Linked DNA regions of Mus musculus: regions 1 and 2 are each linked to region 3. The links are chromatin loops, found by intact Hi-C in ENCODE. Cell type or tissue: heart. All regions are shown on one strand.

Region 1 (4,000 bases), 98 kb before region 3:
TCTAAGCTACTCACATCTAGCTTTAAATACAGATAGCTAAAATATTAATTAGCACAGAGTAAATAGCTAAGGTGGGAAGGACATACATAATCAAGCCACTTTATTAAATAAAATGTTTTCACATACAAAGTTCATAAAGACAAAGTAGGAAGAAAACATCACTAATAATCTTGTTACCTTTACATAATAAATGTTACCTCTTTTCATATGCACATTCTTTAATAGTAATTAAGAACTGACAAATGTCAAAACAATAACGCAAAATTTTATGCCTACTCTTGATGCTTACATAGACAATATTCCATGTAATGTTAAATCACAATTAACTACTTTTTTCTAATAAATATTTAAATCACTTATCTTTGTTATATAGCTCATTTACTGACCAGGCATGGTGGTGTATCTCTTTAATCCCAGCACTTGGGAGTCAGAAGTAGGTGAGTTCCAGGACAGCCAGGGCTACACATTGAGGTCTTGTCTCAAAATTATATAATATGTTACTATATTTTATCCCAAAGCATAGGAACCAAGGTGACACTCTGACTCCTTGAACTAAGGAAGGGATCTATATCAGAGTATTAGTCTCACTGCAAACACACTAACACTTAATATTAAGGTTCAAAGTATTTTACAAGTTGATGTTACAGGAAAGAGGAATGCCATTTTAACTTCACATATTCTATCAAGTAGAGCTAAAATTAATCCTTGTTATTGACTTTCCATATTTTCTGATATCAACTAAGTTTTACACAACTGCTTTTTATTAACACACAAAACCTCAATACAATCAACATATTAAAACTATGACTGGGGGCTGGAGAGATGGTCAGCGGTTAAGAGCACTGGCTGCTCTCCCAGAGGTTCTGTGTTCAATTCCCAGCAAACACATGCTGGCTCACAACCATCTATAATGAGATCCAATGCCCTCTTCTGGTGTGTCTGAAGAGAGCAAAGGTGTACTCATACATTCAATAAATGAATAAATAAATAAATATTTAAGAAGAAAAAAAAACTATGACTGTAATTATTGTCAATTTGTGGTTTAAAGGTTTTTTTTTAACATAAGTAAAACAGAAAAATCTTAAAGAGGTAATGTTTTGTCAGCATATTAAACAGGAAGAGACAGAAGAATTTTACTCAGAACCTTTAACTATAATGCAAAGTAATAGAGTAAGTATGTCTGACAAGGTTTTCCTAGTGAACATCAGGACACAGAACTACCTGTCAATGAATCTGGAACTTCACTGATGACGAAAGGAGGATGGTGGTGTAGCAAGACAGTGAAATTTATCATTCATAGACCTAGTATTGTAACAAGGTCCTTCCTCTTTTCTCAAAAAAGAAAAAAAAAAGAAAAAAGAGGAAAAAGAAAACAATACTAATGAGATTTAAAAGCACAGTTTTACAGTAAACGTAAAGCTGGAAGGTGGTTGCTAAGCAGGATTCTGTAAAACTCAGATGGCAGAACCAGAGCACCACGGTTCTCAACTCTCCAACTCTGAGACTCGAGCTCCATTTAACATTCATAACAAACTACGTACATGTAGCTCCAAGAACCACAAAGTAGGTGATCGCAGTGCACCACCAAATACACACAGCATTACCATTACAGAATCACTGCCATTTATTGAAATGGTTTTCCTTCTCCAATTATGAGGACATTTGTTTTATTTCTTTAGATATTTTTTTTGAGATTTTGTTTATTTATGTTCGATTCCAGTACAGCAGAAAGCAATGAAGGCCTGGCAGACAGCTGAACAATAGAATCCTACAACAGCCAGTTGGGTACTCATTAAAAGAATAGGTCAATCTAAGAAAACTAGTCACACCTTGGAGAAGTTCTGCCCTTTCCCACAACAAACAAGGCCAAGGGCTCCAGGACAATAAATACATTTTAAATGTCATGGGTTATCTAGCTCCTGTAATTAAAAAAAAAAAAAAAAACGAACCAGTCAGGATTCCCTCCCAGGAAGGAGCCCAATGCAAAGGACAAACTACTAGAGTAGATTCAAAAGTACAGGGATAGGAACAGTGGAGAGAAGAGATGGAGAAGGAGAAGATAAAAGTGAGAAGAAAAGCCTGGGGAAATGATTTTTTCAAATATCATACAAGAATAGTAGAAAAGAAATCGAAAGAAAGAAAAAAGAATCACACAACATGCTACCTTGAAACCCAATCCATTCTGAAGTTTCAGAAAAACTAATTTCACAGAAAAGTTAATAACAGAGTTCTGATGAACTTGAATACTTGGTCATAATGATGCCTGACTAATTCCAAGACTCAAGGCACAGAGCATGAGGTTAAAGTCAGCCTGAGTGATAGACCATGAAAGAAAAAGAAAAAAGAAAAGAAACACAAGGTGAGAAGAGTGGGAGAAGAAGGAAAGGAGAGAACATAGAGAAGAGGAGGAGGGAAGACAGGAAGAAATGGGGGTGAGGGGGGTGTCTTAGAGTTTTACTGCTGTGACCAGACACTATGACCAAGACAAGTCTTATAAAAAACAACATTTATTTGGGGCTAGCTTACAGGTTCAGAGGTTCAGTCCATTATTATCAAGGTGGGACATGGCAGCATCCAGGCTGTCATGGTGCAGGCAGAGCTGAGAGTTCTATGTCTTCATCCAAAGGCTGCTAGTGGAAGACTGACTTCCAGGCAACTAGGGTGAGGGTTTTAAGCCCACACCCACAGTGACACACCTATTCAACAATCAAGTCACACCTATTCCAACAAGGCCACACCTCCAGATGTTGCCACTCTCTGGTCCAAGAATATACAAACCATCACAGGGGGTAACAAAAATGGGATAAAGAAGGAGAGAAAGAAGACCATCCCTATAATTAAAACATGACAGAAAAATGAACCCTTTGTGATCTTTTCAAGCCAAAAAAGATTAAGAAAATCAAACAATATGTGAAAGAAAAGCACAAATCTGAATGAGAATGCTAGCTCTAAATGGAGCTAACATATCACACCTCTCCAGCAAAGCTTGGGTGTTCTCACTGTAGAAGAGACAGAAAGAATGTAAGGACCAGAGGTGCCAGATAACTTCAAGACAGGGCAGTTGCACATATGAACTCACATCACGCATAAAACCTGCCCAACACAAACTAGACAAAAATCCCTGAATGGAGGGGAAGAGATAGGTATGAAACGCCACCTCTAGCTGAGGACCTAATGGCATTTGATAGCTGCTGGGAGAGGGAGTCAGTTTTCTTTAATGGTGTCAACTATTAAATAGGTCAATCAAACTCCAAAGCAAGCCCCACTTCCAATAGTAGTTGGACAACACAAATTGGACTTTGTGGACTAAAATAAAGAGAAAAACTCAAAAATGGGTTGATCAGGGAAGTGAGGGTGAGGAGGGCAGATCTAGGAGGAGTTGGGAAGGAGTAAAATATCAAAATACACTGTATGATACTATCAAAGAATTAAAAATCTTTTTAAATTTTAAAGGAATAAAGTAGAAATTTTAAACATGAAATGTTTAAATGAAGACCAAAGTAGAAGAAATACAAGAGTAAATAAAAATAATATGGGGCTAGAGGAATGCTTGGTAGTCAAGAGAACTTTCTGATCTTGTAGAGGACCAAAGTTTGCTTTCTAGTACCCACATTGGACCACTTGTAACTGCAGCTCCAGGGAATTGAGTGCCCTCCTCAGGTCTTCTACAGGTATCACATACATGGCATACATTCACACCACAAATACATACACAAATAAATAAAAATATGTCTTTTTAAAGTTAACAAACAATGCCTTATGAGTAACAAAAAAAATAAAGACATTATAGAAATGAAAATAAACTTAAAATATTTTTTAATTTCAATAAAAGATGACAATGCAAGGCAAAAACTAACATACAAATAAGAGTTCCTCCCCCAAAAAAGAACCAAATACATTGGGCAGTGGTGGCACATGCCTTTGATCCCAGAAAGAGGGAGGGATGGAAGGAGGAAGGGAATAAAGATAGTATGAAAATCTATAATACAGGAATATTTTT
Region 2 (4,000 bases), 93 kb before region 3:
TAGTCAATAAACAGTAAATGGGGAGCCTGGCATGGCGGCACATGCCTTTAATCCCAGTGCTTGGAGGTAGAGGCAGGTGGATCTCTGAATTCCAGGCATCCTGTTCTACAAAGTGAGCTCCAGGACATCCAGAGCTGTTACACAGAGAAACTCTATTTAGAAACCCCATTCACCTCCCCCCAAAAAAGGGAATAGGGAGAATCAAGAAGTTATTCTACCTTTCCTATACAAACTAGCAGAATAATCAGTTGATTAAAGGAACAATTCTCTAAAAATTATTCCAACTAATAAATGGAGAAAAATAACAGAATTAGAATATCATATAACTACCACCAACTCAAAGAAGGGAATATGAACATAAAGATTAAGAGATTTTTTGGGGGGGACCGGAGAGATGGCTCAGTGGTTAAGAGCACTGACTGTTCTTCCAGAGGTCCTGAAGTCAATTCCAAGTAACCACATGGTGGCTCACAACCATCTGTAATAGGATCTGATGACCTCTTCTGGTGTGTCTGAAGACAGCTACAGTGTACTCACATACATACATACATACATACATACATACATACATACATACATACATACATCTTTAAAAAGAAAAAAAAAAAAAGAAAGAAAGAAAGAAATGCCCAGGAATGGTATAGCTGGGTCCTCAGGTAGAACTATTTCCAATTTTCTAAGGAACCACCAGAGTGATTTCAAGAGTGGTTCTACCAGCTTGCAATCCCACCAATAATGGAGGAGTATTCCTCTTCCTCCACATCCTCACTAGCATTTGCTGTCACCTGAGTTTTTGATCTTAGCCATTCTGACTGGTAGAATCTCAGGGTCTTTGATTTGCATTTCTCTGACAACTAAGGATGTTGAACATTTCTTTTTTCTTTTCTTTTCTTTTTTTTTTTTTTTTTTTTTTTGGTTTTTTGAGACAGGGTTTCTCTGTATAGCCTTGGCTGTCCTGGAACTCACTTTGTAGACCAGGTTGGCATCGAACTCAGAAATCCACCTGCCTCTGCCTCCCGAGTGCTGGGACTAAAGGTGTGCGCCACCACGCCCGGCCTGAACATTTCTTTGACTGCTTCTCAGCCATTCGGTATTCCTCAGTTGCAAATTCTTTGTTTAGCCGTGTACCCCATTTTTAATTGGGTTATTTGGTTCTCTGGAGTCTCTACTATGTTCATAGCAGCCTTATTTATAATAATCAGAAGCTGGAAACAATCCAGATGTCCCTCAACAGAAGAATGGATACAGAAAATGCAGACATTTATACAATGGAGTACTACTTAGCTATTAAAAACAATGTCTTCATGAAATTCACAAGCAAATGGATGGAAATAGAAAATATCATCCAGAGATGGCTCAGTGGGTAAGAGCACCCGACTGCTCTTCCGAAGGTCCGGAGTTCAAATCCCAGCAACCACATGGTGGCTCACAACCATCTGTAACAAGATCTGACGCCCTCTTCTGGAGTGTCTGAAGATAGCTACAGTGTACTTACATATAATAAATAAATCTTTAAAAAAAAAAAAAAGAAAAGAAAATATCATCCAGATATCATCTGGATATCATCCAGAACTAGAAAATATAACCCAGTCACAAAAGAACACACATGGTATGTACTCACTGATAAGTAGATATTAGCCCCCCCCCACTACCAAAAAAAAAAAAGGTTTGGAATGCCCAAAATACAACTCACAGACCATATGAAACCCAAGGAAGAAGACCAAAGTGTGGATGCTTCACTCTTACTCAGAAGGGAAGGTAGAGGGAGGGAGGGATGTGGGAGGAAGAGGGGAAGGGAGGGAAGAGGGGGAAGGAGACAGGGGAGAAGTACAGAGGGTCAGGAATTTGAACAGAAATATATAGCAGTGGGGGAGGAGGAACTGGGGGTAGCCACTAGAAAGTCCCAAATGCCAAGGACCCAAGAAGTTCCCAAGACCCAACAGGGATGACATTAGCCAAAACACCCAACAAAGGGGAGAGAGAATCTGTAGAGAGCATATCCAGTGGATAGGCACGGCCCCCGATTGAGGGATGAGGCCACCCACTAATTTCAATATTAATCAGAATTGTTCCTGTTAAAAGGAAATGCAGGGACAAAAAGTGGAGCAGAGACTGATGCAAAGGCAATCCAGAAACTGCCCCACCTAGGGATCCATCCCATCTATAGACACCAAACCCAGACACTATTGCAGATGCCAAGAAGCACTTACTGACAGGAGCCTGGTATAGCTGTCCCCTGAGAGGCTGAGGCTGAGCCAGAGCCTAACCAATACAGATGTGGATGCACACAGCCAACTATCAGACTGAGTGCAGGGACCTCAATGGAGTAGTTAGGGGAAGGACTGAAGGAGCTGAAGGGGCTTGCAACCCCACAGGAAGAACAACAATATCAAGCAACCAGACCCCCCAGAGCTCCCAGGGACTAAACCACCAGGAGGGACCCATGGCTCCAGCTGCACATGTAACAGACATTGCCTTATCTGGCATCAATAGGAGGGGAGTTCCTTGGTCCTATAGACGCTCAATGACCAAGCATAGGGGAATGCTAGGGTACTGAGGCATGAATAGATGAGTGGGTGGGGGAGCACCTTCATAGAAGCAGGGGGGCAGGGAAGGAGAAAGGGGGTTTGGGGAGGGGAAACTGAGAAGGAGAATAACATTTGAAATGTAAATAAATAACCAATTTTTTAAAAAGCGATTTTAAAAACATTTTTTAAGTGGGAAAAAAAAATGAGTTAGAGTCCAGGCACATACACGTGGGTGACACAACTAAAACTGGCAAGGAAATTAGTTTAAAAGTCAATACAGTGAACTGTTGTAGAGAAAAGGTAATGACCAGACTGTGAAAGGCCTTCTGCAGTGGATGGCAAATTCTATTTACTTTTCATATGTATGTGTGTGTGTGTGTACTTGAGAAAGTTTGTTCTTTCCTTCTACCATGTGGTACCTGGCAATTATAATCAAGTTGTCAGGTTTGATGGCAATCTTTTTTTTTTAAGTCTAGGTAATGATTAGAAGAATATTTATTTTACCACAATTTGTTAAGGTATACAATTATTTATAATTCCTTCTGAATCTGTTTTACTCAATAACTTTTTTCAACAAAAGTTACCAATACATGATCCAAAAATTAAAATAACTAAAAGGAGACACACTGAAAAGTATCTCTTTCCAAGCCATGGCAACTAAACACTGAGCTCCAATCTCCAGGGATAGCCAACCACTGGTACCATTTTCTTTTAGAGACTTTCAAGAGATAAATGTATGCTGTAACATTTTACAACAAAGACATTTTTAATGCAAAGCTATGAAGATTACATACCTCTTCAAAAAGACATAATGCTGCCTCATAGAGTGAACATAAGCCTTCAGATGTTCTAGTTGGTTCTCTCCACTGACTCCGATCAGCAGATGAACCCTGTAATTAAATATTGTGGGGTACAATATGGAAAGGAAACAGACATATAAGTTAAAAAAAATCTACTTTAAAAACTTTGTAAGATTAGGTGTACTACCAATTCCTATTACTAGGACAAAACCAACTAAAAGTATTACAAAAATCTATTGCGTCAAAGGATCAATCAAGCACCAATCACTTTATAACTGCCTCATTAAATAGAGAGAAAGCCATACTAAATAAAACACAAGATTCTTCTTTGAGGCAAACACAGAATGTTGAAGACAGCAGTCTACTTTTCAGTGTATCTTTGACTTACTAAGAAGCATATATGACAAGGTATAGGGCCTTGGGTGGAGGAAGGGTGGTTTCTGACTAGGTACACCTGATATTTGTCCAGGAATGACAAATAGACAGAAACTAGAAAACTAACAATAAAATCATTCTGCTACACATTTTATAGTTACTATTTGTGGAAAAGGTTAACCTATTTAACAAAAGCAAGTAAACTGTATAAAATAGAACCAGAAAAATATGGATTTAAAAGGTAAACTCAAGGTTATAAGAATTACTTCACACAGTATGTGACTCAGGAGTCTGTGT
Region 3 (4,000 bases):
TTTTGAAAAAGTGTGTGTGTGTGTGTGTGTGTGTGTGTGTGTGTGATTGAGAAAGGAGAATGAAAGTGAAGGGGGAAATAATATCATTGTGTTTTAATCCCCAAAAGAATCAGTAGTTTTTTACAAACTGATAAAAATCTCTATATTGTTCCGTGAAAGAAACAAGGCATGACCCAGTGTATATCCTATGTAACAGCATGATCCTACCCCATGGCAAACAGACCTCTGAGATCAGGAGCAAAAGCCTGCAGGTCACTGTGGCTGGGGAACAGTAGCTGTCACGCCTGCATCCCTAGGGCATTAGAAAATGTGCAGCTGCAGTTTGGCATCATCAGATAACAGAGGCTTTGGGCTCTGTTCCCAAAGTCCACTAAAGGCCAAAGTGCTGAGAAGCATCTGGAAAGAATCCACGGTAATTATCACAAACATCGTGCAATTGTAATTTCTGATAAGTCACATGAGCGGCGCCACTTGAAAGCTGATCAGGGACAGAATAATGACTGAAGGTTTCTGACGTTCTGTGCATACAAGAATCAAGAATACCATCTGAAAGCTTACTATCAACACTGACAGTTGACAAGCTGAGAGATCAAATGATACAGATTATAAAACGTCTCTAAAGCCACAATCTGAGATCAACCAATCAAAAAATCAAACAAGGGCTAGCAAGCCACCCAGCAGGTACACACACACACACACACACACACACACACACACACACACACACAAGCACTATGCAAGCCTGATAACCTGAGTTCAGTTTCTAGAGCCAGCAGTGGGAGGAAAGAGCAGACTCCCAAAAAGTGTCCTTTGACACCCATTGTCCCCCACCCTACATTCCATGCCACAGACAGACAGACACACACACACACAATAATAATAATAATAATAAATATAATTTTAAAAATGTAAATCAACCTACATATCAAGTTCAAAGCCAGCCTGGAGTACATGAAACCCTGTCTTAAAAAACAAAACAAATCAATAGAATTTTAAAAGGATTACTGCCAGGCTGGTGAGATGGCTCAGTGGGTAAGAGCACCCGACTGCTCTTCCGAAGGTCCAGAGTTCAAATCCCAGCAACCACATGGTGGCTCACAACCATCTGTAATGAGATCTGACTCCCTCTTCTGGAGTGTCTGAAGACAGCTACAGTTTACTTACATATAATAAAATAAATAAATCTTAAAAAAAAAAGGATTACTGCCGACATAAAGATCTACATAAAACCATCTGTTACTAGTTATCATTTTCACTTGTTTCACCTTTGTTTTTGTTGGAAAACAAAACTGTATGAATTGTTCCTATTTTACTTTAAAATATGTTCACTTTGCAATGTGTACATTTATCATCATATTTGTAGATTACAAAATGAAGTATGGCTAACATCACTAACTTCTCTTCTTTAAATGGCAGGGAGTCTTCTTGAGTGGAAGACTACAGTGGATCTTTTTCTCCCTTGAAGGAAAGAAACACACATGCACATATATGTGAAACACATATGCACATATATGTGTCAGGCAGCACGTATGGAGCAAGGACAACCTGCTGGAGTCAAGCTATCTTCTTCCACCATTTTGGTTTGTTGTTGTTTTTGAGACAGGTCTCACTATATAGCCTTGGCTGGCCTGTAACTCACTTTCCTGAATGCTAGAATTAAAAGCAGGTACCATCATGCCTGGCTGCCTTCCTTGCATCATTTGGATCTTGGAGATAGAACTTGGGTTGTCAGGCTTGTAAGTGAGTGTCTTTTTCCTATGAGCCATTTTAATAGTCCCTCAAAAGCAAGGTTTTTTTAAGCAGCCATCTGTTTTAAAAGAAGGAATATATATATATATATATATATATATATATATATATATATATATATCCATATATATATGTATATGGCTTTATATATACATATTGCTATATAAAATATATATTCATATAAAATCTTGTATGAAGATAGTTATGTATTATGTTTACATGTGTAATATTTAGAAGGATTCATAAATAACTAATAGCAGTAAATATAAGAGTAGATTTTTTCTACATACTTTTTATACAGTGTGTGTGTGTGTGTGTGTGTGTGTGTGTGTGTGTGTGTGTTTGTACTGGAGACTGAAGCCAGAGCTGTGTACATGCAAAGCAGGTACTCTAGCACTAAGCTGCAACCCCAGCTCCTGTTTTATACTTGAAAATTCTTGAACTATATAGATGGCATTTGACTGACTCTGAAAATTAAAACTTTAAAAAAATCTTGGCAGATTTCCACAAAGCCTATGCAAAACATTAAGCCAGACTCTCAAGGGTTTGGCCTGTGGTTGATTGGTTTGCTTGTTTCCCTGGAACCTCTGTTTTAGGAACCAGGTATATCTTACTGGCTTTCAGATCTAGGAACAAAGATCTCAATCAGTCCTTGCAGTGCCACCTGGTGGCCATGACCTCGTAAGGTTCAAGCTTTTCTCTTCAATAATCTTTGGGAGTGCCTATGACCTTGACAGTGGGCAACACAGCACCGTGTAAACTGGCTGAGGTTAGTCTCAGTTGACACACATTGAATGTCCAGGACTGCCTTGTGTGGGTAGAATTCCATACAACTCCTGAAGTTTCATGACCTCTGCCTCCAAGGGGCCCCTCAAAGGCAGCCTACAGTAACAGCACATGGACTTCAAAGTCCAGAACCAAACCCTGGCTCCACTATCTACCAGCCTTGTCTTATTCAGCATAGCTTCCAAGGTCCTCCACTTCCTCATCTGCAAAGGTGGTAGGTAAGTCAGGGAAAGTACACACAAGAGATTAGAACAATGCCTTTGTATAACATGATAAACTCATGTCTTGATAAACATGAGTTCTCTTCCTAGGATTGCCTACTGATAACTTAGCTCTCCCCTGGCACTAGAGAAGGCAGCATGGTTGCTATGCAGGCTCAAGCCTTGGAAATGTTGAGGGAGAAGAAATTTATTTAGTGCCTGTATGTGTGTATTCATGTGGGTGAGCATGAATGTGTATGCATGCATGCACACATACCCATGCACATGTGCACATTATAGCAGGTGTGTGGAGGTTCAAGGGCAACTTTCGAAAGTCATTTCTCTCCTTCCACCATTTGGATCCTGGGCATGAGACTAAAGCTTGGCAGCAGGCACCTTTGCCCACTAATCACCTCACTGCCCTCTCCCCTTGTTTTTCCCAGCTGCTAAGGAAGAAATTAAAAGCTTGGCTATAGGGGAGAAGGAGTTCAAAAGCTGCTGCAGCCTCACAAGGAGCGTCAGGGCATCCCTAGTGCTACCCAGGGGTGCTCCGTCAAGCGAGTCTGCTCCTGGAAAGCAAAGCTCAGTCCCTGTCCCCATCCCCCACTCCCTGAATGAGTGAGAGCCAAATAGATAAGAAATTACAAGGAATAGCCCAGAAGTTGGGGGCACTCAGAAAAACAAATGATGAAGTTGGCCATCTGCCCTTAAAAAGGGATGACTATGCGCCTACTAGTCCCTCATCCCTACCATCAGAGTAGCATCTTCCATTGTAAATCTTTTCAAGGATGCAGAACCTGGGTTAGAAAGATGGCTCAGTGGTTAACAGAGCTGACTGTTTTTCCAGAGGACAAGGGTTCAATCCTTGTAGCTCTCACTACTGTCTGTAAGTCCAGGTGGTCTGATGCCCTCTTCTGGCTTCTGTGGAAACTGCATGCACATGGTGCACACTTATGTGCAGACAAAACAGCAATACACATTGGGGGGTTGAGGTGGGGGGAGATGCAGATGTGTTAGTTTGATTTCTGTTGTTTTTTTTTTTTCACTTTTTAAAAATGAGAACAGTGGGTTTTTTTTTTTAAGGTGTATTTATTTTATTTCTATGGGTACACTGTGGCTGTCTTCAGACACCAAAAGAAGGCACCAAATCCCATTACAGATGGCTATAAGCCACCATGTGGTTGCTGGAAATTGAACTCAGGACCTTTGGAAGAGTAGTCAGTGCTCTTAACTGCTGAGCCATCTCTCCAGTCACCTGTTTGCTT

Evidence for each region. Hi-C counts contacts between places; a loop is a spot of excess contacts. Peaks named below come from ENCODE experiments on the same cell type or tissue, not always from the same donor. Only the 100,000 strongest peaks of a DNase experiment are listed, where the experiment ranks them.
Region 1: it touches region 3 in a loop (2.2-fold over the local background); 12 of 42 quality-filtered maps call a loop at or near these places.
Region 2: a loop joins it to region 3, with 2.9 times the contacts of the local background. A loop is called at or near these places in 12 of 42 quality-filtered maps.

Annotation. Positions count from the first base shown.
Region 1 is chr9:66,380,897-66,384,896 of GRCm38, reverse strand. The region is part of intron 3 of Herc1 (HECT and RLD domain containing E3 ubiquitin protein ligase family member 1); the gene reads right to left. Among named protein-coding and RNA genes, the nearest start is that of Gm30447, 29 kb to the right of the region's middle. In heart, no CTCF peak of the experiment used is centred here; no DNase peak of the experiment used is centred here.
Region 2 is chr9:66,375,735-66,379,734 of GRCm38, reverse strand. Herc1 (HECT and RLD domain containing E3 ubiquitin protein ligase family member 1) reads right to left here. Exons shown (of 78, transcript NM_145617.3): 3 at 3,323-3,418. Among named protein-coding and RNA genes, the nearest start is that of Gm30447, 24 kb to the right of the region's middle. In heart, no CTCF peak of the experiment used is centred here; no DNase peak of the experiment used is centred here.
Region 3 is chr9:66,282,434-66,286,433 of GRCm38, reverse strand. No RefSeq gene overlaps it. Among named protein-coding and RNA genes, the nearest start is that of Gm39364, 17 kb to the left of the region's middle. In heart, CTCF peaks have their summits at 2,418 (motif pointing left) and 3,647 (motif pointing left); no DNase peak of the experiment used is centred here; H3K27ac peaks cover 330 bases.